Regions from separate parts of the Homo sapiens genome. Here region 1 is linked to region 2. Evidence: chromatin loops called from intact Hi-C (ENCODE). Cell type or tissue: GM12878. All regions are shown on one strand. Each heading gives the region's core, and the rest is flanking DNA. Links, peaks and the distances in the headings are about the cores only.

Evidence for each region. Hi-C counts contacts between places; a loop is a spot of excess contacts. Peaks named below come from ENCODE experiments on the same cell type or tissue, not always from the same donor. Only the 100,000 strongest peaks of a DNase experiment are listed, where the experiment ranks them.
Region 1: it touches region 2 in a loop (2.4-fold over the local background); 1 of 110 quality-filtered maps calls a loop at or near these places.

The regions. Positions count from the first base shown.
Region 1 is chr13:83,870,986-83,883,724 of GRCh38, forward strand. SLITRK1 (SLIT and NTRK like family member 1) reads right to left here and starts at 11,489. Exons shown (of 2, transcript NM_001281503.2): 1 at 11,019-11,489; 2 at 6,220-10,575. The coding sequence starts at 10,522. The coding sequence ends at 8,432. In GM12878, for the core only: no CTCF peak of the experiment used is centred there; a DNase peak (open chromatin) is centred at 5,826.
Region 2 is chr13:83,981,319-83,994,057 of GRCh38, forward strand. No RefSeq gene overlaps it. Among named protein-coding and RNA genes, the nearest start is that of SLITRK1, 110 kb to the left of the region's middle. In GM12878, for the core only: no CTCF peak of the experiment used is centred there; no DNase peak of the experiment used is centred there; H3K27ac peaks cover 295 bases.

The DNA.
Region 1 (12,739 bases), core at 3,551-8,550, 110 kb before region 2:
GTATAATTAAGATGTAGCTCCCTAACATAATGCTATGTTGGCTCCTCGAAACATTTTGGGCTATATGATACATTTACTACTGACACTTGTATTCTGAAGAACTCACTTTATTTTAAAGGCTGTAGTGAAAATATTTCTCATTCATCGTTTAAAAGACAACATAAATATAGGTTGAAATTTATCTTCTGGTAGTATGTTGTACCAGTTTCATATATTATGAACTAAAAATCCTGAATTTATAAAACAGAATAACCCTGTTTCCAGTCTATGTGAGGACTAAGCTCTGAATTTTTTATCTTGCCCAAATTCCTACCTAAGGGGTCTACGGAGTCATGCCCTACAAATCATAAATTCTCATCAGATGGGTTTTATTTGACCCTATATATCATGACTTACTTTTCAGTCTGACTCTGGCATAACACTACAAGACAAGGGAAAAAAATATTTAACCCCAAAATATATTTCCTTGCCATACCTTGAAATTGCCCTGTAAAAATCTCTTGTGGGAAAAATCCACATCCTATGGAGAATCCCTTTTCCGCTTCGTTTTCCTTCCTTTCTTTCCAGATCCAAGGGATAATCAGCTAACAGCCAGGCACCCTTTTAGGTCTGATGAGAAACATTTTACAAACCTGCTCTCTCTCTGAAGTCTGCTATCTGAGAGAATCATCTGCACAATAAAATTCAGTCTCCATAATCTTTTATCTTAACCTGAACATTCCTTTCCATTGATCCCAGGTCTTCAGATAAACTCAACCGTCAACCAGAAAATGTTTAAATTTACCGGTAACCTGGAAGCCCCCGCTTTGAATTGTCCCGCCTTTCTGAACCAAACCAATGTACTTCTTAAATGTATCTGATTGATGTCTCATGCCTCCCTAAAATATATAAAACCAAACTGTACCCCGACCACCTTGGGCACATGTTCTCAGGACCCCCTGAGGGCTGTGTGATGGGCCATGGTCACTCATATTTGGCTCGGAATAAATCTCTTAAAATATTTTACAGTGTTTGACTCTTTTCGCCGACATAAGGATTTAATTGCTCATCAAATACGTAAATTGGGCTTGTAGGGATGGAAATTTAATAGGCAAAATATTAGCTATCCATGAAAAGAATACTGAAAAAAAAGGCTCTATTTTGTAAAAAATTGTAGCATAAAAATCTTTCAACTGGCTATTAGTAATGTCATACTCATGCAAATAATGCTCAAATGTGCTCTCATCTTACTTTCTTCTTAATTTGATGTTATAAATTTTGAGTTAAAATAGTAACATGACGGCCGGGCGCTGTGGCTCACGCTTGTAATCCCAGCACTTTGGGAGGCCGAGGCGGGCGGATCACGAGGTCAGGGGATCGAGACCACAGTGAAACCCCGTCTCTACTAAAAATACAAAAAATTAGCCGGGCTTGGTGGCGGGCGCCTGTAGTCCCAGCTACTCGGAGAGGCTGAGGCGGGAGAATGGCGTGAACCCGGGAGGAGGAGCTTGTAGTGAGCAGAGATCGCGCCACTGCACTCCAGCCTGGGCGACAAAGCGAGACTCCGTCTCAAAAAAAAAAAAAAAAAAAAAAATAGTAACATGACATTCCATGTAATTCAATTCTTGGAGATTACTGCTATTTCCAGCTGTTAGTTTCTCGGCTTCAAGTCTTGTTTCTCATAAGATAAAATACCCTCCTGGAATACTCTACTTTTTACGTATTAATGTCTCATTATTCCAAATACCATCTGTATCATGAAATCTGATTGTTGGAGCGCTGACTGTTATGGTGAAAAATACAAATATCATCCAATCAAAGTTTTGCTGAAAAATTAAAAAAGTAACATTTCCTGATCAAGAAAAAAATTAAGGGTTCTCTCTCTCATTAAAGCATGTGCTGAGATATAGGAAAACATTTAGTCATTGAGAAAAAAGAGGGATTAATAGCATTAAACTATTTACTTAAGTAACTTAGTCATTTCAATCTCTTTAGATTCATTTGATAATTAGTTAAGCCAATTTACATCCATGATTTAAAAACATTGAGAAGTTCACTAACGTTAATATCAACTTAGTTATGACAAAGCCATATCCAACAATTTACTGTATAAGCTACCAAAAAACACACTGATGGTAAATATGCCCAATCAAGTAAAGTTAACTGGATTCACAACTAAATCAAATTCGCTACAAAATTTATCTAATTGGACATAAATTAGTACATAATTATTGTATGATACCATGTCATATTTAATAGAACAAAATATTTCAGATATAATAATTTAGTCATGTAGAATTATTTTAATTATATGACAGGTTTTTTAATAAATAATAATACCTGGACTAAAATATACAGATTCTACTACAGTATAGAGGCAATGCATAGTTTCAAATTCCTTAACTATTTTGTAATCTTATTATTTTATGGAAGAGGCAGTAAACTCTATATAAGCACAGAATATTATCCAAATCCTATTACTATCATAATGATGTGAATTTCTTTTTTTTTTCATATGCAGCTTGGAAATGTTAAACAAGATATTGATTTAAAATGGAAAAGTGCACAGTCAATGTCACAGAATCTGGTAACAGCCATTATTGTTTATGGTGCTAGTGACCCTTTTCCACTTATCCTCCTTCCCTGGGAAGCAAAGACTGCTTCTTTGATAATGCTGTGGAGTGGCCATTTATCATCTATATTTGAGGCACTTTCATTTTTCACTATATATTGACTTTTTCTATCGATATGCTACAGCTGAGCATGTTTCATTCGTGTATTCTTCTGCCAAGAAATGGAGTTGGAAGCAAAGAGAAAAAGACATATAAGTCAGTAAATGCATGGCTTAGCTTATTCCTTCCTGCTTGTTAAACCTTTGGACTTGTGCATCTGGACATTACTACTAAGTAATTGAATATTACGTTTTACTAAACAAAAAAAATAGCAAGATGATTATTAGCTTTACGGTAAAATTGTAAAATTATATACAATATTATATTAAAGCTTCTATAATCTAAATCTATTATATATATAAATAACAAAAATCAAACCTAAGTGCCCAGAGACTGTTTCTAAACTTCTTATAATATAAAATATTTTATTTAATTTTCTAATGTCATGTCTGATTTCTTAGATAAGTACAATTGAAAAATTATCAGTCATTCACTTGTCCTGATAAAAACTGGTTTGATTATTTCTTTTTAGAATGCTTGTTAGAAAACTCTTCATGAAGTTATAAAATAACAGGAATTATTCCCATTTCACAGAAAAAGAAGTGAAAATAACACTACTGAAGTAATTAAATTACTTCTATCATTTAAAACACTGTTTTAAGATTTTCATCTATTTGACTAATAAAACTGATGTAATGATTGCACTTTTTCAAATGATTCAAAACCTAAATTACTTGAAAGAAACACAAAATGTTCTAGTGGCATTCTTTAAACACTGCCAGTTATGCACTGGTCTATAATTCCAATGATGTATATATCTCACCTTTGTGGGGCATAAACTACTTGAGGGTTGAAGTGCCTTATTTTCCCAAGAGAGCTTCTATGATATTTTTTATGTGGCAAGTGCCCAATTAATGTTGCCAATTGAATATTTATGTCTAACACATTCAAAAGTCTTCAAACTATTAGGTAATTCTCCAATAACCTTTGTGTGAAGTTCATGTATAAAATGTAATTATATTTCAAGTGTGTAACATAATATATATTTAGCAGGTAAGTGGAAAAAGAGTAATTAATTGGTTATTGAGGTCTAAGCCAATAAAGTGAAATTGCTAGTCAGTTGAGGGAAAGGGTTATACTGGGCTTAATCATCAAAGATGATTTCTTCAGTGGTTTATTTCATTTTAAAACTGTAGTTTTTAAACACTTAATTTGTTATTATCTTAACTATTCAATTTTTTTCTGAAATCTGATCGAGTTTTGGTAGATCATAACAAATTGTAATAGGTCACAACAAATTTAGCTCACGTTTCAAAATTTGTTATTAATAGATGGCTTCATGAAACCACTTAGTAGCATTTCTTTTCAATGCCAAGAAGAAAATTTTGTATGTCTTCATGTTATAATAACATTTTGATAACACTATAGATGAAAGAAAATGACAGGGGATTATAAGAAAGGTATTTAATTTAGCCCTCTTTATGGTTCAGGGCCATGTTAAAGCAAATCATGTAACTTAAAAATCTTCAGTATGCATGTGCTATATCTGTTGATATCATGCAGAGTTCATCTCTTAGATTAAATGAATAGATTTCAATAATAGAGAAAATGTATCAAAAGTTAACACATGCTAAAATTAAATATTTAGCACATTTTATATTTCCATTTTTCTTTAAATAAGTATACAAATAAAAATAAGATTTATAAATTAGCAGGACTGCTGAATTAGAAACCACTATTTTCAATATTACACTAACACATTATAAACAGAACTTCCATGTTCACCCTTGCAAATTCATCTACCTCTCTCTACCTACTAAATAACATTAGAAATCCGAAAAAGCTAAATTAACAAACTGTCTTTATAATCACCAATATAACTTTAACACATTAAAATTTCTGACAATTCTAAGTACATATAATATAAATACTGTTAAGACAAAGAATCTTGTTATGTTAATGTTATATTAACTATTTCAGTCTCCTCTTGGGTAAGCATGTAAAAATGGTTAAACAATAAATTTCTATGGCAACAACTTAAATTCTAGGATATTCTTAGTTATAGCAGCAGCCACAGAAGCTACTACTTCCTCTTAGGCAATGTAACTAAACAAGATCCTTCTTTCCTCCTTTTCCATTGGGCACAACTAAAATCTCTTTTACTTTAATGAACTAAAGAATGATTTAACTAGAAACAAGATATCTCAACTAATGTACATGATTAACTATAGTTACATGAACATTTTATGCAAAGACAAAACAAAGAGAAGATGCTAAGTATTTTAAAATGAAAGTTACATGGTGTGACCAAATGTATTATGTATCTTATAAACTAACATATACTTGTATAAAACTAATGTATATCAATTAATTGTTACAGAGATATTTTATCAAAATGAATAAAACCCTGCTAGATTAAATAAACAAATGTTCTTATACATGAAATTATTGGATATCTTTTGTACATAGATTTTCACATATATTATTTATTAAAATATTCTGATAGTCCTACAATTTTAGAGTCAATATATAGATGATTTAGTTTCAATCATTTGAATATCTGTAATTTATGAACTCATTTAGCACACTCATCTTTTCTTTTATGTGCTGTGTCTTCTTATATACTACTCTTGGAGAACACACTGAAGTTATCTCCACTGAATGAAGGGCAAATTTCTGTTGCTGCAAGAAATATCGGAAATATAAAGGGCCACCAATACATATTTGGCTGTGAATATACAAACTGAGTGCCTAATTTGTTACATAGTATTTTCATAAATGCTTTTTTTTTTTAAGATTGCCTTAAGAACTTGATCAGGTAAATGTACGTGATTACTTACTCAAAATATAAGGTCTTTGAGTACAAGGAAAATTGAATTTAAATTCCACTCCACTATTTACCATGTATGACCAGAGTTACTGCTGACTTTTCTTAAGCCTCAATTTTCTCATCTGTATAATGGAAATAGTATCTTACTAACTGCCCTGTGGTTGTGGAGATTAAATTAAATAATTACGTAAATCACTTAGCACATGCGTGGCACACAATGAATACTCCAAAACCATTGAAACTACTATTTAAAAATAATTTTACCCCTTTAACCTTGGTTTCTATACTGTAATTTCTTTTCAATTAAAATGAAGAAAAGTTCTCGCCTCTGTGCACATCTTCTATGAGAAGTTCTAGTTTCCTGACCTAGATTAGTCATGTATCAGTTTCAAAATTACTAACATACCTCACTAGATATCTGCCATTAAATGTCACCTTCCACCAGAGATGTTGTTTCTACATCTGTCATTTTTTCTTTTCTTTCTAAAGGTCATAACATTGTCGAATGTATGCCTCTTCTTCCCTAATTTTTCCATCACAAGTAAATCTGTTGATTGCTTACCGAGAACCCAGTTGTACTTTCTGTAAAAAGAATAAAGCCATCCTGTAAGAAATTAATAAATAGAAAACAACCCATAATATCTGTCAGAGGAGAGTAGGTTGCAGGTTTACTGTCATGAAATGCAGTCCACAAACAAAAGAATCAAGAGAGAAAATGATGAATGGCCTTAGGAATAGTCATGGTTTATAATAAAGATTTTATTAAAAAAGTGTTAAAATAAATAATACATATTCCAGAACATCACTGTTCTGAGAAATCACTTCCCTTTAGAATATGAGTTCTAGATGGCAGATCTACTTACAACTGCTCTGAGGTCTTTCACTAGCTGATTTATAATCCTATATTAAAAAAAAATCTATAGTCTGCAGTCTTTTGACATACTTCTCAAGGGTGGATATGTGGTGGAATGCAGACTCCATCAATATGTGTGGTTTTGTTTGCTTTTTGTAGCTTAACTGCTGTTTAGAAATCCCAGAGGAATATGATTGAGGCCAGAGTTACATTGGTTCATAAAATTCGAACAGTTGAAGCTGTTTTTGTTAATTGCTGGGCCACAACCAGAAATCCGGATGATGGGAGAGAAACACTTCTTTAGGATAATGATTAATTTCCATAAAGATGAGTGCTTTAACAAATTTCAATATGCAGTTGCTGGGGCGGGGAGGGTGGGTGGGCACTAATTAGTTTTACCGTTTTCAGCAGATGTTGAATTCAAAATGCCAGCAGCATCTCAAATGCCAGTCATTAGGTCTGTCTTTCATTGAGGAGTGCTGACCAATGAAATCTCCACTCTGTTTAATGAGACCTATCTAGGCAGAGTCAATTAAATCAAATCTCTCCTAACATCCTTAATATATCTGCAGTGTGGGCAGCACCAACAAAAGCAGCAGAGAGGGATTTCCAGTATTAATAAAGGGATTCACTGCTGCATTTGGAGAGGGGAAAAAAAGAAGGGGTGAGTGTTGGGGCAAGACCTTTATGGACTGGGGAAAGCCGGTAAAGTCTGAGCGAAGGTGGGGGTGGGGTAGAGGGTGGGGGCGAGGGAAGAGGAGCTACTTAAAGGGTAAAAAGCTAAGTAAGGCGATTAGAGAAAGAGCCTTAATGTAGCTCAGGAAGGGATCTAACCCCAACCGTTTCCCTCCCCTGTCTCTTCCACCGCAAATCCAATTTACCACTTGCAAATATGAAGCTGGAAAAAGGTAAGGACCCAGAGTTGAAAACATTTTCGCTTTAATACTGAAAAAATATGCCATTATAAAATCCTCGAATAGAATTAGTAAGTTTCACGTGCTTCCTCGGTTCTCTTTTCCTACTTTATAAGTAAGATTTATACCAGCACAGAATTGCTACCATAGGATCGCAGCCTAAGCACTAGAGTGACATTAATTGGTCATGCTTAACTGCCTCAAAATCATTTTTTAAATAATTACACTGATACTATAATAGAAATCATGGGTACTTATTTTACATTCAGATGGAAGGCATTATTGGATATGTATTAAAAAAAAGACCCCCTGAAAAAAATAAAATAAAATAAAACATCACCATCAAAATAAAAGAACCCAAAACAACCCCTAAAAACTTCCCTCAACAAAATACATTGTTAACTCATAAAATGGACTGATGACTAGCCATGCAAATGTCCTAAATAAAACCTTTACATTTTTTTCACAGTTAACTTATGCTCTGAACTGCCTACCGATCACAAATAATGGCGAAATGGCACTTTCTGATTATACTGTATTTTGTTTATAGAAAGTTTGATACGATGGAACTTATCAGGTAAGAGGGTGGGTGCTGTGAACGAGATGCCGTCTCCAGTCGCGGGGGCGGGCAGAGTCCCTGGAGCGCGTGGATTCCATGCGAGCCATGCAGCACTTTTTGTTTTTTGTCAGAAGTCAAAGTTACTTATTTACAATACATTCATGCCTTCGTGCAACTGCCCATCCCTGCGTAGCCAACAGGGAGCCATCACGGGGCTAATCCACAGGGGAAAAATAGATATCTATCTCTCTATATAGATGTGGATATATGTATATATGTATAGAACCGCGGCATCCAACCCCACAGGCCCCGGGGCCGAGGGCGAGGGCACTGTCAGTTCTTCCAGCAGGGTCGTGCTGGGCTTTCTGTCAAAAGGGGCTCTCAGCAAAGAGCGAGCTGGCTGCGCTCTCCCAGCTCTCCACAGTCTGCTCTTTGTTTCAAGGAGGGAGCTAAGTAAGGGGTCAGGCCCTTTCGGTTGTGCGAGCTCACAGTTATTTATCTACTTATGCCCATCCAGGCTGATGGCGCGGGGATTTGGGTACACGCCCCTCCAGCCCCCGGGGTGCCTGCGGTGGGGAAGGATGTATCGCCTTCCCTCTGCCCTCCCCTATTGGGGTTGGGGTCTTAGTCTGAGAGCGAGTGAGAGCCACAGTCATACACTCTGTGGGCCCCATCTGCGTTGTAAGGCCCATTGTGCCAGTAGGAAGAGTCACAGACTGTCTGTAGGGAATTAATCTCGGACGCGGAGGAGTTGGCATCTCGTCTCTTGGACCGCTTTCGGTTCCTCAGGATAAACACGAGCATGCCCACCACGGTGAAGGCGGAGGTGACAAACACCAGCAGCAGTCCCGGGACCAACACCGAGATGGACACCCTGCTGGTGTCTAGGTAGGAGTTGGAGTGCGTCCCGGTCTCCGCCAACCCAGTGCTGTTTTTACTGTGCGAAGTTAACGTGGGCGAGATCCTAGCGTACAGCTGAGGGCAGATCTCGTCATTGGAGAGGAGCATGAAATCCTTTCTAAAGAAGTTCACCGGCGTCTCACACTTGAGGTCGCTCATCAGCACTTCGGAACCCAAGCGTTCTGCCCACTGCTTGAAAGGCACAATTGTGCAGGAGCACTCCCAGGGGTTTCCGTGGAGGTCTATCTGGATGATGGAGGTTAACTGGTCCAGCACCCCTGCCACCGGGAGGTACATGAAGTAATTGTTGTGCAGGCTGAGTTTAGAGAGCGAGACCCCAGCGAACACGTCCACAGGCAGGGACCTCAGCAGGTTGTTGTTGAGAATGAGGATCCTCAGTTTGGGCATGGCATTGAAAGTGCCCGGGAGGATGAGCTGGATAGCGTTGTACTCCACGTTCAGGTACTCTAGGTTTTGCAGCCCCGCGAATTTCTCCCGGGACAGCGTGTCCAGGTAATTGCTATCCATGTATAGCCACCTGAGGTCCAAAAGGTTCTTGAAAGTGTTGTTCTCTACAGTAGCGATGTTATTGTTGCCCAGATCCAACAGAATGAGGTTCTTGTAATCCACAAAGTGCGATTTTCGGATGCTGTGGATCTTGTTATCTCGTAGGAAAAGCTCCTGCACGTTAGAGAGCTTGGGCTTCAAATCAGCCAAGCTGCTCACGTTCCTGTTGTTGCAGTTCATCTTTAAACCCGACCCTGGGATGTGGTCGCAGCTGCAGCCCCCAGGGCAGGGTAAACTGTTAGCTAAGGGTTTGTTCCTGGAGCTACCCGTCGCTATCGCTGCTGTGGGTCTGATTTTGATCTGCCAGTTGCCTGGGATCTTTGTACCTCCGTTTGGAGCAGACCCTGGTGTGGCATGATCCTCTTGCCCATTTGTCTTGAAAGGAGTTGGCAGGGGTCCAGGAGCAAAGGTCTCTTCTTGGGCAGGGGGCGCCGGGAGACTAGAATCCACTCGGTTTTTCAAAGGACACAAGTCCTGTTCGGTGGTTTCATTGAGGTCTTTACCCTGCAGTCTGGTGGGGGCTTCGCAGACCACTCGGCCGATCAGGGCATTCTTGGGAATGTTTTCCAGCCATTCTTTCAGGGAGAGCAGATCACAGGTGCAGTCCCAAGGGTTATCCTCTAGCAGGATCTCCGCAATACCAGGGATTTGCTCCAAGACCTCCTCATAGGGCAGCGTTTTCAGCCTGTTACCCCGGAGGTCGAGGTGGGTGATGGGCACATACTGGAACACGTTGGCAGGTAGGGTGCTGATGAGATTGTCATTTAAAATGAGCACCTCCAGCTTGTTCAAGTCCTGGAAGGCCCCCGGGTCTATATCTCGTAATAAATTAAAATCAGCCTGGAGATATTCCAGATCGTCCAGCCCCAGAAAAGTCTGCTTTCGAAAAGACTTGATCTTGTTGTTGTTGATGTGCAGCCTTTTCACCAGCTGCAGCCCCAGAAAAGCCCCCGGAACGATTTCATGCAAGCCATTGTTTTCCATGTGCAAACTAACCGCATTATAAAAGTTAGCGAACTCATTAGGGAAAAGTCGAGTGAGGGAATTGCCATGCAGAAATAAATGGTAAAACTGGGAAGTCGGGGCAGTGAAACGCTGCAGACTTGTGAAGCCCTTTTTTTCACAGTCTACGTGTAGGTCCCCTTCTATCTCATTGCAGGAACAGATCTTCTCTTTGCAAACGTCCCCTGTAACGTTTCCAGCGGCAAAACAAAGAGACGTCTCCAGCAACAGAATCCAAAGCAGCATTTTTAAAGCGAGCAATTCATCCCCGATCTCATCACAAAGTAACAGCGACCATCCTGCTCGCCACAGACACAATTCAAGTTCATTTAGTGCTCCAATGTCCGAAGCCAGGAAAGGAGAAGAAAAGGGTTTGGGGGGGTGGGGGTGGATTCCTTCCTCCCTAACCCCCCCGCACTGCAATAGCCCAGACGCCAGTCAATAATTATATCCACAAACTATCCAGGCACGTAGTGCAAGGCAAGCAAAGAAAAAAAAAAAAAAAAAAAAGTAGGAAAAAAACCCCACTCCCCCACAACACTTTAAAAATAACAGAAAAAGAAGTTAAATATATACATATAAATTAAAAGTACACCCTTACAGAATCTCATCTACTGATCTTCACTGATCAGAAATGAAACAATGCTAGTAATTAGAAGCAAGTGCATGTTAGAGAAACAAGCAGAGGGTTTGCAGCGTAGTACAGGCGCACTGCCTGTGCATGGCTGTGCGTCGGACTGACCTTGCCTCTCTGATACAAAGCAGGGTTTTCCGCGGCTTCTGTTGTTGAGGCTGCTGGTGGAGTTCTTGCTGTGGTTGCGGGTTGCCCAGAAGTCCCCCCGAGGTGCTGTCCAGTTCCCCCGGTGCTGAAATCACGCCCGACCGAAGGACTCACGCTGCCCAGCCAATGGCGCTGGAAAATTTCCGCAATCGCTGCGTTTTGTGGTTGTCCATCCTTTTCCTTTCCTCCCCTTCGGTCCTCTTAAGGCTTTTTTTTTTCTTTTCTGTGCTCTCGCTCTCGCTTACTAGCTCTTCTTTTCCTGTTCTCCTTCTCTTTCTTCTGCTCTTTCGGAATTACGTGGAGGGGGGCGGAGGGCGGGGGGCGAGTTGTCTGAGGGAGGAAGAGAGCGCGAGAATGAGGGGAGGGGGGCGGAGAAGAGAGTTGCTAAGAAGCTCTGCTCGTTCCAGCCTGGTGCACTCTGAAAGATCTGACACCCTCTGCTGATCTGCAGTAGCAAAAATCCATCTGGCTAGGGAATGCTGAAAGAAAAAAAAATCAATCCACGTACAGGGCAAGCGTTAAAAATGTGGGCATAAAAGGCTGACGATCTACATAGATGCTTATTTTAAATGGATTATTTGATTATTTTTGCGTGCTGGAAACTTTACCCTTTCCTTTCCTTAACGAGTTCACAGCCCCCACCAGCTCCACCATTCGGAAAGGAGTGCTTTTAAAACATTTATTTCCCAATGGCTTGAATAAAATTAGTGTCAGGGTGTCAAGCGAACAGCAATTTGAGGTAATTATACTGCACGCCATTTTCATCGGTTCTTTAAATGCATTTCTTCCTTCTCTGCGGCACAGTGTTTTACGCTATTTGATGTCTTTGAAACATTTCTTTTGGTATGTTCAAAGTGGCTTTCGGAACATATATGTTACATAATATCATAATTGAGTATGAATTTTTTTGCAAGGTATATAAATTAGGCATATACTTTTTAAAACTTGCAGAAATTTAGTCAATTTGGTCATTGAGAGTTAGGTTCTTTGATATTTCTTGAATGTTATTTAACTCTGGAGGGTGAAACACAATGCATGCTGAAGTCCTTGATTCCAGTCCCGAAAGCTTTAACTGAGAACCGGAAAAGAAGGGAGAGGGGGCAGGGAAAAATCCCAAGATGATTTGTGAGTGCTGTTAAAAACCCACTGGCAGGCAGGCGCGCGCACACTACACGCACGCACACACACACACACACCCCACTGACAAAGTTTTCACATCAGTTTGAACTAATTTAAATGTTTACAAGTAAATAACCAGTTGCATTTTGAGAGGAGGAGATAGAAATCTCTGGACTCTAAAGCTCAGCGAGAACGCTCTCTGCAGGTAGCCGGCAGCTCCTCTTCGCGCAGATGCTTGTTGGGTCACTGATGCTGGGGAAACACGAAGCTCAGGCTTTTTCCAGTTAAGGAAACAACAGATTCCAAACTCTGAGCTTATAAAAATCCAGTAATATCACCTTCTGGGATGGAAGAAAACGTGAACATGCTGCTTCCGTGAAGCCTCTTTTGCTGACTTTTCCTTTCAGAGTCGACACCTTTTCACATCAATACGTCCTAAAATATTTATAGATCATTTTAGGATTTGAAATTTTTAGGTCTTTTAAATAGAGTTACTGTTTGGCCCTTTCTTCACTCTATGCAGAGAGGATATGTTTACACCACTTGCCTTTTTAATTAGGTCT
Region 2 (12,739 bases), core at 3,467-8,466:
AAAAGTACTCATGGAATCTTTACAATTTTTAATTTACGGTGCACTTAATAATGATATTGCTTTATTTATAAAGAAGTTTTTGTTTGCATTTGTTGAATCTTTTGAAATTTATCTATTCTATCTAAACTGAAATCGAATTAATGGGATTAAATTTTAAAAACCCTACCCTCATCCCAGTTGAATCTATGTTATTCTGTTTTGTTGTTATTTCTTTTTCTTTCCCCCTTCCCCTCCCGCTCCCCCTCTCCCTCAGCTTCTCATTTTCAGTACCTGGGCAAGAGCTTTTTGCAATTCAATTATTAAGCTATTAATAGTGTAAAGAGTAATAATTCGTAGCTTATTCTCTTTCCAAATGTCCTTCAATTCTTGAACAATAGATGTGTTTAAATGTAAGTAGCTCGTAGAATGGTTGTAGTTATTTTTTCTACATTCTACTCTAAAGATGTTTGCCATCTCATCTCAGTTTTAGGTTCCCTGTGCCAACACTTGTTCTTGAAATTGGGATGAATAACACTGGAATGATAATATCATAATTATTATAATGGTCTCTGTTTCTCAAGACAGCAGTGCTATATAACTTATTTCCCCAAATTCTCTTCTGACATTTTTGAATTTGCATTGTTGACATAAAGAAAAAAATAAAGATAAGCAATTCCTAAATACAGACAGTTGACTATAAATAATAACTTGGCTTTTGAAAACTTAGTCTATGAAACCTGTTACGTACACCCTATTTTTTTTCAGAAAGCCAAAAATATGCAAAAATATTTACATTATTGGACTTTTCCTATGGGCAAGGTAAAATGAATTTTGTTGATGTTTACTCAAAGAATAGGAGTTAGGGAGTCCAAAGAATTACAGTGGAAATTCTGGCCAGGGGAATATGGTGTCCTTAATTCTAATAAAACATATTTCTTCTGTTGTCAGCTGTGCCCACTGTTGTAGGACCTCCCAGTCTGCTCAAAGATTCTCCCATCCAGGTTATTTGCTGCTCAAAATTAGTTACTAGTGGACAGGGATGGTGGTAATGGTAGTCTTCTGCATAAGGGACAGCTTTTTTTTGTCCCGAGTTATTAACTTTATATATATATATATATATATATAATATATATTCTCTCTCTCTCTGTTTATTTAACATTTCTGGTTTTGAGAGGAAAAACACCCTTTTTGATCTTTTGAAGGTCTTAAGTCTATAAAGAAAAAACAACTGAATTTATCTAATACCTAACAGGTTAAGGTTATTAAACTTAAAACTGAAGACAAATATCTATTTATTCATTATGCCATGCAATCAGTAATATAGCACTTTGAGTAAAATGAAAGTTTGCTAAATATAACTCATATCTAAATGCTACCAAGAAGCCTTAAACTGGCATTTGAACATAGATTCAAATAATCTTTACTGAGCACCTGTTATGAACACTACGTATTGAAGAAGATTGTCCTGAAAAACTTTATGATCTATTGGAATATAATGGTATATAAAGTAGTTTAATGGATTATCATTTTATGATAGACATTTACATTGAGAGCTTTAAGACCATACAGGAGGGAACAAATGCCAATTATATTTATGATAAAATAAGGCTTTCTGAAGCAAATAGGGTGGTCAATAGAAAAGATGTGGGGAGAGAATGATAGTTTTGTTTCAGGAGCATAATGTGCAAGCTAAGAGGAAAGAACAAATCTAGGGAATTTAGGAAATTCAAATATCTCAGTACAGCAGGACTTAAGAAAAATAGAGAACCAATTCTATAGTTTGCATGATATTTAACTGTTTCAAAATCATTATGTCAGTGAAGTAGAATATGTATGATATACTTTACTTGTTTAATGGATCACTATAGCAGCTCCCTTTTAGTATTTTTTTTTTTTTTCACAAAAATGTTTATGGTGGATTTGGTCAATATCATCCAGACTCTACTCACATTTCCTCCTAGTATGGCTTCGAGTACTCTGTTGTCAGAAAGTGTAAAACAAAATTTGCACTTAAGCCTTGGACGACAGAAATGAGACAGAGGCAATCCTCTCGTTACTTTGGCTGTTTTCTTCTGGAAAGCAAGGATGTGAAGATGGTTTGGTCTGAAGTGGTTTTCCAATGCCCCAACTCTATGCTGAGGGGTTACAAGGTGACAGAGTCAGTCAGTAGGCCAGAATTTATGTTCAGTGTCCATCACTGGCTGGTGTGTGTCAAGACACACTTGTAGCTGTCGTTACAGTGGCTTCCTGATCCTAGCTTCCCAAAGAGTAAATAGAAGATACGCTTCTAAATGCAATAAATACATTAGCGATTTCCTAATAACCTATTTTCTAATTCGACAGTGGTCGTAGCTTTAGAAGATATGCTTCTTAATGCAATAAATCCATTGGCAATTTCCTTATAACCTATTTTATAATTGGACAGTGGTCGTAGCTTTATGATCCCGGAAAGTTGGACATGTTCTATGTGTCCTTCTTGAAAAGCCTATTATTTTATAATTTCCTCCAGCCTTTCCAACTGTCATCTCTCTTACTAAAATATGGTACAGTTGTCTCTGTCTCCTAGACTGGACTTAGCCTAGGACATTTTTTTTTCTTTTCTTTTCTTTTCTTTTTTTTTGAGACGGAGTCCTGCTCCGTCGCCCAGTCTGGAGTGCAGTGGCGCAATCTCGGCTCACTGCAAGCTCCGCCTCCTGGGTTCACGCCACTCTCCTGCCTCAGCCTCCCGAGTAGCTGGGACTACAGGCGCCCGCCACAGCCCCCGGCTAGTTTTTTGTATTTTTAGTAGAGACGGGGTTTCCCCGTGTTAGCCATGATGGTCGATCTCCTAACCTCGTGATCCGCCCGCCTCCATCTTCCAAAGTGCTGGGATTACAGGCGTGAGCCACCGCGCCCGGCCAGCCTAGGACATTTCTATAAACCCAAACTTAGGAAACAAAATCTTGACTAAACTGTTAGCCCACAGAAATTAAAAAATCTTATTTAATCAAATAAGATTAAACAACAGAGACACACAATACACATTTAAAGTGGTTTTGTCTGTAGGCAATTTTGGTTTAAGCCATGAATCCGGGAGCTTGTTTGCAACAGTCAATAATTTACTTTAGTTGGTTTTTGTATTCATTTCTTAGAAAGTAGTTACAACAGATGCATACTTCACCAAACAGAAAGTATCTCTATTTTCATATTAACATAGTATATGACACCTAAAAACCTTAAACTTCCAGAATATAAAATGAGAAATTAAACTAATTCCTTTTTGTCTACATCTGACTTGACATGTCATATTAATAGTAACAGCAAAGATATAGAAAAGGGAGATTCTATTTAAACCAACAGGAAGGTGTCAACATTTTGTTAAAACAATAGTGGATGAACTAGGCCAGTATTTCAACCATTGATACATAAAATGATACAATTTAACTATATTGTAGGTAATATCTATAAGCAAACATACTCTAGGTTATTATATTTTGTCAGGCATATTCCAATACAGATATGCAGGGAATTTAAATATAGTATTCAAGTGGGAGAAGGTAGCTGATAAATTCCCTGAAGAAATATGTAGCTGAGATATAGGATAACGTTGACAATTTATGCAGATCTGTAAGAGGAAATTAACCTGCACCATGAAGCATGTAGCATCACTAATAAGGTAGAAAGTGGCCTATTTGCAATGAATGATGTCAGATGCCCTTTAGGCACTAAAGTGAAAGCAAGTTTCTCCTTGCAGCAAAGCCTCCCACTTTTAACTATAAGCAAGTAAAGTCCTCTTTAGCATCAGCAAAAGCACAATATGTCAAGAAGAGAAAAGAAGCTTCCAGTTATAGCTTTCAAGAAGGAACAAGAGTGTAATAACAAGATATGATTATAATCAATGAAAAAAAGGAGCAACTGAAAGCCTGCTGTTTCAAAAATGAAAATACAAGAAAGATAGAAATAATTGACCTCTTCTTTGTACTTTTATGCAGGTAAGTACAAATATTACTGTTGTTATAAGGTTACCAAAGTTCCATTTACTCATTCATTCAACAAACCGATATATCTTCTGTGTGTAATGCCCCGTGTGATGTAATGGAAGTAGAGACAAAGTGACCAGAACATATAAAGAGGAGAATTCCCTTAAGTGAAATACAGGTAACATTAGTGTCTGACATTATGGGACGAATGTTAACTAGATAAAAATCATACAAGGATGTTTATAGACCACAGGCTGTGAAGAAAATGTAAAAGGATATGGGATAGAACCCAAGATGATTTTAATATTTAGAATTTGTATAAAGAGAGAGAAAAGACTCAGAGAAGAACAAGGAGACTCTGTTGGTACAGGGTTGGAGAGACAAGATATGTTTTCAGGATTGAGAAATTAATAGATTCGAATAGTGCCCTTCTGTATTGTGTCATGTGTAGGGAGAATGGAAAACACTGGATCTGGCAACTTCAAAGTCACTGATGACCTTGCCCAGATTGATTATGGTAGGTAAGAGATAAAAGATTTACCATCTAATGATTTCTCTTTTTACAGTCACATGTGAGGCAAGCTCATCTGCTAAGATGGCAGAATAGAGGTGGAGTGACAGATATTTGAAGAAAGAAGAAGATAAAATGTATTCTCAGAAGTGAGGAAGTGAGTCTACCACTAGAATAGGAGGGTGAGGGTGATCAGGCAATGTGGTAAGCCTGTTTGCCTCCCGAAATACTGAACATTAGGTAAGACTAAGGGGTTAGAGCGAATATGTAATTCAGCTGCTGGGTTACAGGCACAGAGAAAGCATTATTTATTATTATTATTATTTTTTTTTTGAAGACTGAGTCTCACTCCATCACCCAGGCTGGAGTACAGGTGGCAGCATCTCGGCTCACTGCCTGAACCTCCCGGGTTCAACCGATTCTCCTGCCTCAGCCTCCCGAGTAGCTGGAATTAAAGGCGACCACCACCATACCCAGCTAATTTTTAAAATTTTTAATAGAGATGAGGTTTCACCATGTTGGCCAGGCTGATCTTGAATGCCTGACCTCAGGTGATCCACCCACCTCAGCCTCCCAAAGTGCTGGGATTACAGGTGTGAGCCACCATGCCTGGCCTAGAAACCCTATTTTTTAGTTCACTCACAGTTGGAATTTTGAAATACAAATATTATGGAGATGGGGGTGGTAAGTAATTGGGTGTGCAATGAACTTAAGTACACTTATGGGGGAGTGACTATATTGATGGACTGTAGACCTTAGGATTCTTAAAAGAAAGTGAAGGAAGGAAGTGGATAATGGATGAATTATGAACAAAGAGTGAGACTAGTAGACGAGTGGATGTCATGTTTCAGAAGTGGCAAAAGAGTTGTACCGTGAGTACTTAAAGAAAACTAAAGGGAAAAATATTTTTGAAAGCTGAGGTTCTTGCATTTTAACTCCTTAGGAGGAGAATGTTTCTGATGATGATAATTGTTCTGAGAGTGGTTATAAAAGAGAGTAGGTGAAGTTTTAAGGAAAATTTTATTAGAGATAAGAGAATGAAGAAACTGAAAGACTGAGTGTCATCTGAAATAAATATATATGTGGATATTGAAGTTGCCCAGAATTATAACAGCAACTCTGGTAAAAGACAACTTTGAGTCAAGAGCTGAGTTTTCACTGAATCAATGGAAGTGAGCCAGAGATTGGTTTATGATGGAAAAAAGGAAGATGAGTGAGTAGTTCACATTGAATGGGTTTGATCCTTAAAGAAACAGAATTTTTTTTTATCTTTGGAAGAGAGAAGGATTTAATCATTTGAAAGTTATATTAAGGTAACATTAAGGTAACATGACAGCTGTGCGTATCCTATGGAACTGTGGTAGGACAGAAAATAAAATAGACGCCATCAGCTTGAGGTGGCTACAAAGGAGAATTCAGGGCACAATCAAGTTTCTTTAAGGACAAAGAGGTAAAATAAACATTCTGAGAAGAGTTTCAGAATGCCACACAGTTTGCTTATCATTGATTTGAAGCTCTCCAGAAAAAAAAGAACAATAGCTTATGATGTATGGATTAGGAACTGGTTCAGATTGGGGAGACAGAGAAAAGTTGGGACATGAGAGTTCAGGTCATAATGCATGCCTTGAGGCCTGAGGGAAACAGAAACATGCCACATCATGGGATTGATCTTGGTCAGAACTGAAAGCTGGGTGGTCAGCGCTGGTTCCATGGGCAGTAATGATTTCCTCTGTTTTTTTTGTTTTGTTTTGTTTTGTTTTTAAAACTCTGTAATGATTTACTCTATATCCAGGAGAGGTATACACTGAAACTTCAGAGTTGGCAGTATAGACCTGTATGACAGAGAAAGACAGTTTTGCTGTCCTGCCACTTATTTCATTCTATCTCTCACTGTGCTTGGGTCACACATTGTCTCATCTTCTCTGGAGTTTATAACTCCTCTAGAACAGTAATCAGACTTATTTATGTTTCCACTTTGCATTTTGCTTGCCCTTGTAGCAGCATGCAAAAAAATAATTTTTCTTCTTAATTGGGTAGGAGACATAGAGATTACATGACACAAATGCTCCCTATTGATACAACTTTTCTCTATTTAAAAGAGTGACATTAATTTTAAAATCAAAGTTATTCATGTGCAGTTGACCTCTGAACAACATGGGTTTGAACAGATCCACTTATACATGGATAATTTTTAACCAAGTAAGATTGAAACTACACTATTCAGGGGCTGTGAAAGCCACGCATACTGAGGACTGACTTTTCTGAACGTGGGCTCTGAAGGGCACGCTGTGGGACTTGAGTAAGTGGGGATTTCTGTATCTGCGGAAGTCTTGGAATCAATCCCCCTCACTCTTGTACAGAAGGACAACTGTAGGACACTTTAAGGAAACACATACTTTTACAGAGGTTTGTATGATGAAGAGTGCTCTCCAAGATGCACTCTCCTTTTCATTGACTCACGTGTCATGTAGCTGATTCTCTTGGCATTTACCTTCATATCCTAAGTTATTTAGTCACCTTCTGACATTCTGCCTTTAGACATCATCTATTCTTACGTTGAGATTATTTAGACTTGGAGCTAAATTTTCTAAGTCAAAAATTTAGAAATAATCAAAATGCCTATTTCTTAGTGAAAAACATTTTTTCATTTGTTTTTTTTTAAATAGAAGCACACGCACATATAGACCCCCTCAAAATAACATTGATCCTAGAACACTGCATGCTTCCATTTGAACTGTAGAATAAACAGCTTTTTATTTGTCCTGATTTAAGATGCATGGTAGTGAGATAATAGTTTGAAGCCACATGTCCATTTGAAAATGGAATTTTTACTAAATGTCACACTGTAGCTCTCCGCTGTTTTTCTAGAGAAAGTATATTGGTTCCCTGAAGGAAAATATACTTATGGAAAGCTATATCCTATAACTCAAGGGTAATGTTGTATGCCAGCTTTGAACCTGAAAGATCTCCACCCTGCTGCACATAACCCTTTGTAATGTAAATGCAATCGAGTGCATATAAACTGTCAGATTCTTGTGCAAAAATGGTCTAATTTACTTGGTATCAAGCTTATGCATAAACAGTAACAACACTGTGTGCATGCATAATAAAAAATACACGGTTTCTTAGCAATTACATTTCTGGTAAGAAATATACAACATTATGAGTACAAATCAAAGAATATACAATGTGTGTGTGTGTGTGTGTGTGCTTACACACTGATTATTTCTAAGTGGTAGTATTATGAATAACTCATGCTTTCAGTTTTAGCTCATTTAAAAATATTCATTTCTCTAAGGAGTATGTAGAACTTTTATTATCATAAATAGTACATGTGTATTTTTAGGTTTACCAACTAAGGAAATTCTTAGATAATTCATAGGAATCCATTCAGTAGGTTTTGGATGTTTGGACCTGACTCTCACAGGTGAGAAATAACTGTGAGAGTTTTGGAAATACAGATTTGTAATCATCATTGCATAAACCATAAAGCTGTAGATTGTATGAGGCCCCTCAGTGGGGTCAAAATAAAATAAGAAGAGGAAAAGGCCAAGAAGATAGGCTTAATGAATTCTACCATTTCAAAAGCAGAGAGAGAAAAGAACCTATTTAAGATACTGAGAAAAAAAAGTCCAAATATAAGGGAAAGTCCAGAAAAAGTACTCCTTTCAAGAATATGGGGAAATATCAAATGCTACATAGAAGCCAATTAAATGTGGACAAAAATATGTTGATTTATCCTATCAGTAAGACAACTGGAAAACTATAATAATTAATGGAGTGGCAGAGTCAGATTCAGGATTTTAGGGTGTTGAAGAGAAAATAAGAGTAAAACGCAAAGCTAATACATATAGATTATAATCTATTAAGACGCCTCAATGTAAAGGAAAATGCAAAGATAACTTGATATAACAGGGTGTATCCCAAGGACAAAAAGAGCAATTGATAGGCATCTGAGAAAACAGAGATTAGTCACCTGGCATTTTCTCCCAAACTAGTTAGGCACAGGCCAATCTGAAGGCTGTTAATTAAATCAGGCAAAGGATAGTTACATGTCTTACACTCCGAAGTGTGAATGTTAGAAGTTAACTTTCATGCCTTAGCAAAACAGGTACACATGATAGTGACTGGAGGAGACCACAGTTGTGGAAAATGTGAAGATAACATATAGAAATAAAAGTTTCCGTTTTTCTAAGGTAGAGGTTCTCTAACTTTACAATGTATAGGAATCATCTGAAAGACTTGTTAAACACAGATACTGGGTTCTAACTCAAGAGTTTTTCAATTCATTGAAATGGAGATTGGTCTGATAATCTGCATTTTCAACAGGTTCCTAGATGATCGTAACTGCTACTAGAGTCCACACTCTGAAAACCGTTGTTTTCAGGGATCAGTATCAACTAGGAGCAGGTTGCTGAATTGTAATCCTATATGATGTAATAATTCAGTCTTTGAAGGTTAATTCTCAATTTCTTTAGGTAAAGTTTCTAGATCACTTAAATTTAACTTTTATGTCTCCCACCAATAATTTTTTTTCTAAATAATAGCTCTCTGTCCACAGAAAAGGTATTTAAACAATTTAAGAGGACAAAGGAGTCCCTCATCGTTACTGGACCTATGTGATGTACTCAGGGATGTTTATTTGTTTGTTTTTGGTGTCTGATATGGGCTCTTTGGTTAGAAACACTTCTAATGTGCAGCTATTCCAATCCTTGAGTATATTGCTTGCATCTTCTGCTGAAGTCTGTGAATCACATTACATGTGTTCACCTGTTTTGTGTTGACTGTCACTTTTGTTGGGGACTATGGTGCTCTCTGCCTGATTGGCCTCATCAAAACTCACTATGGCTCTGAGACTTTTATGGTGATTTTGCCTTGCTGTCTATTTGGAGCATAGCTTCAGTTTACTAAACTCTTAACATACTTTCAATTTAGATATTTTCTGCATCACCTTCCAGGCCTCATAAAACTTGTAAATATCTTCCATGAATACACACAGGAAAAAAGAATAACTTGAGCTAAATTTATGTGACAGTACACCAAGTTTGGGATTAGCCAGAAGAAACCAAGAGTAGAGAGAGTGGACCCTGTCTGCAAGTATCCATTCCTGCCTCCCTGACCACTCCCATTTCTTCCTGGCACCAGTCTCTAAACCAGAAATGGTAGACTAAGGGATTTATATCTCCTCTCCAAATATACTCCTTGCCTTTTCTGAAAAATTTGCTTTAGATATTTTACAATGTGGTAAAAAATTTAGAAAAAACATTTTATGTCAAAACATCTCATTTTTAAGCCTATTGTATTGCTGTATCATTAAGATGTTGTTTTTGAATATGAAGAATTTTAATCATTTATCTCTTCAAGGATGCTAGAGTAATCATTTCCCCTTACCAATGTTCTCTTTTCACCCCAGGGCTGAAAGATACCGTAAATTGATTAGAAACAAATCATGTACACACAAATAGAAACATAATAGACTTACAGATATATTAACCTATAACTTTATCAAATAAATAAAGGATATAATAATTGGAAGGCATGAATATATTAGCCTTAATAATATATGGATATTAAGAAAATAGACTATATTAAGAAAAGTGAAGTATCTAGTTAAAACTATAAAAAAAATTCACATCCAGTAGTTTTATATAAAAGAGAGGCAAAAGGTGAGATATATTACAGTATTTTAAAAAATACTTATTTTGCTGCCAAAAATATTAAATTTGTGTCCAGAGGCTTATTCTATTATATATTGTTAATGTGGCCAGCTTCTAGCAGAATCAGATGTACTCTTAAACTGTGAAATTTAATTGTGGTCCCTCACTTGTATGAAGCATTTTGAGTGTACAAAGCAATGTGTTCCTCTGGTCATCTGTTAGTGTAATATTTGCAAAAGTACGATATTTTTATATTCTTTTTTTAAACAATTGGTATGCTAGATTAAAGATGGCTTCAGGTTCTGTGCTAATCCCCCCTTGGAGAGATGGAGATTAATTTTCCTCCCATTAAATCTGGGCTGGTTTAGTAAATTGGTTGACCAATACAATGTAGCAGAACTGTGACATTCTGGGACTTCCAGTGCTAAGTTATAAGAAGCTTTATGTATTTTTCCTAAGGTTTTTCCAATGCTCACGCTGCAGGAAGCCAGACACCTTCTATTATGTCCAACCTTATCGAGACCACCAAGCTGTGTGAAAGCTAATCTAGTTACTTGGAGAAGCCACAGGGGAAGAAATGCAGGTGATTCTTTAGCTGTCTTGGTTGTATGAACCCTGGCACCAGACTGTGAGTGAAGATGCCATCTTGAACATTCTAGCCCTAGTATACATCATGTGAAAAAGAACCAAGGGTCTGGTATCATGGCCAAGCTGAGCTGGTCCAGACATCTCTAGCCATCCAAGACACCCTAGCTGAGGTCTCAAACATCATACAACAGAGGTGGTCTCACCCCTCTGTGCCCTTCTCAGACTCATAATCCAAAGAATCATACACATTAAAATGGTATTTTGTGTTCCTAAATTTAAAATTGGTTATGCATCAATAGATAAATATAAGTGGGAATTTTAAAAAATCTACAAGTCTAGAATGTTTTAGGTTTGATACCATCTCCCACATTAACTGTTGAGAAAAGGGCTCAGCTTGTGCTGGATGAAAATTCTATCACTTTCTAATTGAGAGTCCTTATCTTTAAACAATTCATTGATATATTCACATTTTTAAATGGCATCACCAATAACTTAACGATTTCTGGTCTGGCATATAAGGATTTTAGGAGTTACTACTCCAAGTTAACAAAAAATAAAAAGCTGAACGAACTGAAAAATTAATTTCTCTAAGATCTGTAAAAGAAGTAAGGTCGTAGGGCAAAACGCTGCCCCCAAACTGGGAGACAAAGAAGCAAATACAGACAATCTCAACTTACTGGAGAAGAAACCCGTGAGCAGAAACCTTCACATCAACCAACGCTGGGGCTGGAGAACCGAAACCGAAATGAATTGCTGGATGCTCAGTGTGCACAAGTGTGGGAGTCACATACTCCAAGGGAAGCCTGTGATGATGGTAGGGTTTCCCACACTTTTAAAAATTTTACCTCCAGGAACGTGGCCAGGTTCTCACAGTGAATATCAGAGAAAAATCTTCTCATGCTTCTGTCAGGCGGAGCGGAACTGTAGCCATTTTGAAAAGCACCAGAATATTCTGTTCCATTAAAAAGTCTGCATAAGGAGAAACTATTTAACCAGAGCATAACCTGCTAGAGTTTTATCAGAGTCTAAATGACTTGGTTAAAGGGAAATACCCAACTCTATTTCACTTGGGTATTTCCCAAGCCATCGTGTTTCACTTGGGGTAGGGGAGGTGCAGAAGCATATGCTAAGTTGAAAGTTAAGAGTTACAGGCTGCTTCCCCTCCCCATACGCCTTACCACCATAGTACTAAAAGCCTATTTATAGATGTCTCTTACCTTATACATTCTGTATGGCAATCATGCAAGAATTACAAGGCATACTGAAAGGCAACAACCACAGTTTGAAGAGACAAAGCGAAAATTAGAACCAGACACATATATAGCAAAAAAATGGGATTAAAAACCTCGGAATTTAAAATAACTATGATTAATATCCTAAGGGTGTCAATAAATAAAACAGATAGTTTTGCAACAACAGATGGGCAATGCAATCAGAGTGGAATTTCTTATAAAGAATAAAAAGAAAATGCTACAGATCAAAAACATTGTTACAGAAATGAAGAATACCTTTGATGGTCTTACTAGTAGACCAGACACAGTGAAGAAAGAATATCTGAGACTGAGGATATCAAGAGAAACCTCCGAAACTGAAAAGCAAAAAAAAAATAGACTAAAAACACCGAGCAAACTCCCCAAGAACTGTGGAACAACTACAAAAAAGATGCAACATGTGTAATGGAAGAAGAAGAAAGAGAGAAAGGAATACAAGAAATATTTGAAGCAGAAAATCAAAGATAAAAATAAATCTCTAAAGAGATCAGATTTTTAAAAAGTACTGTATCTCCAGAGGATCAAAGATAAAATTAAAGTCACCTTCTCTTCAGAAACCATTCAAGCAAGAAAAAAGTTGAGTACAATATTTAAAGGGCTGCAAGAAAAAAAAACACCAACTTAAAATTCTGTGTCTTGCAATATTATTCTATTAAAGTGAAAGAGAAATAAAGACCTTCTCAGACAAACAAAAATGTGTAGTCAGTAGACCTGCATTTCAATAATTGTTTTAAAGTTATTAACAGAGAAGGAAGAAGATACAGGCCAGAAACT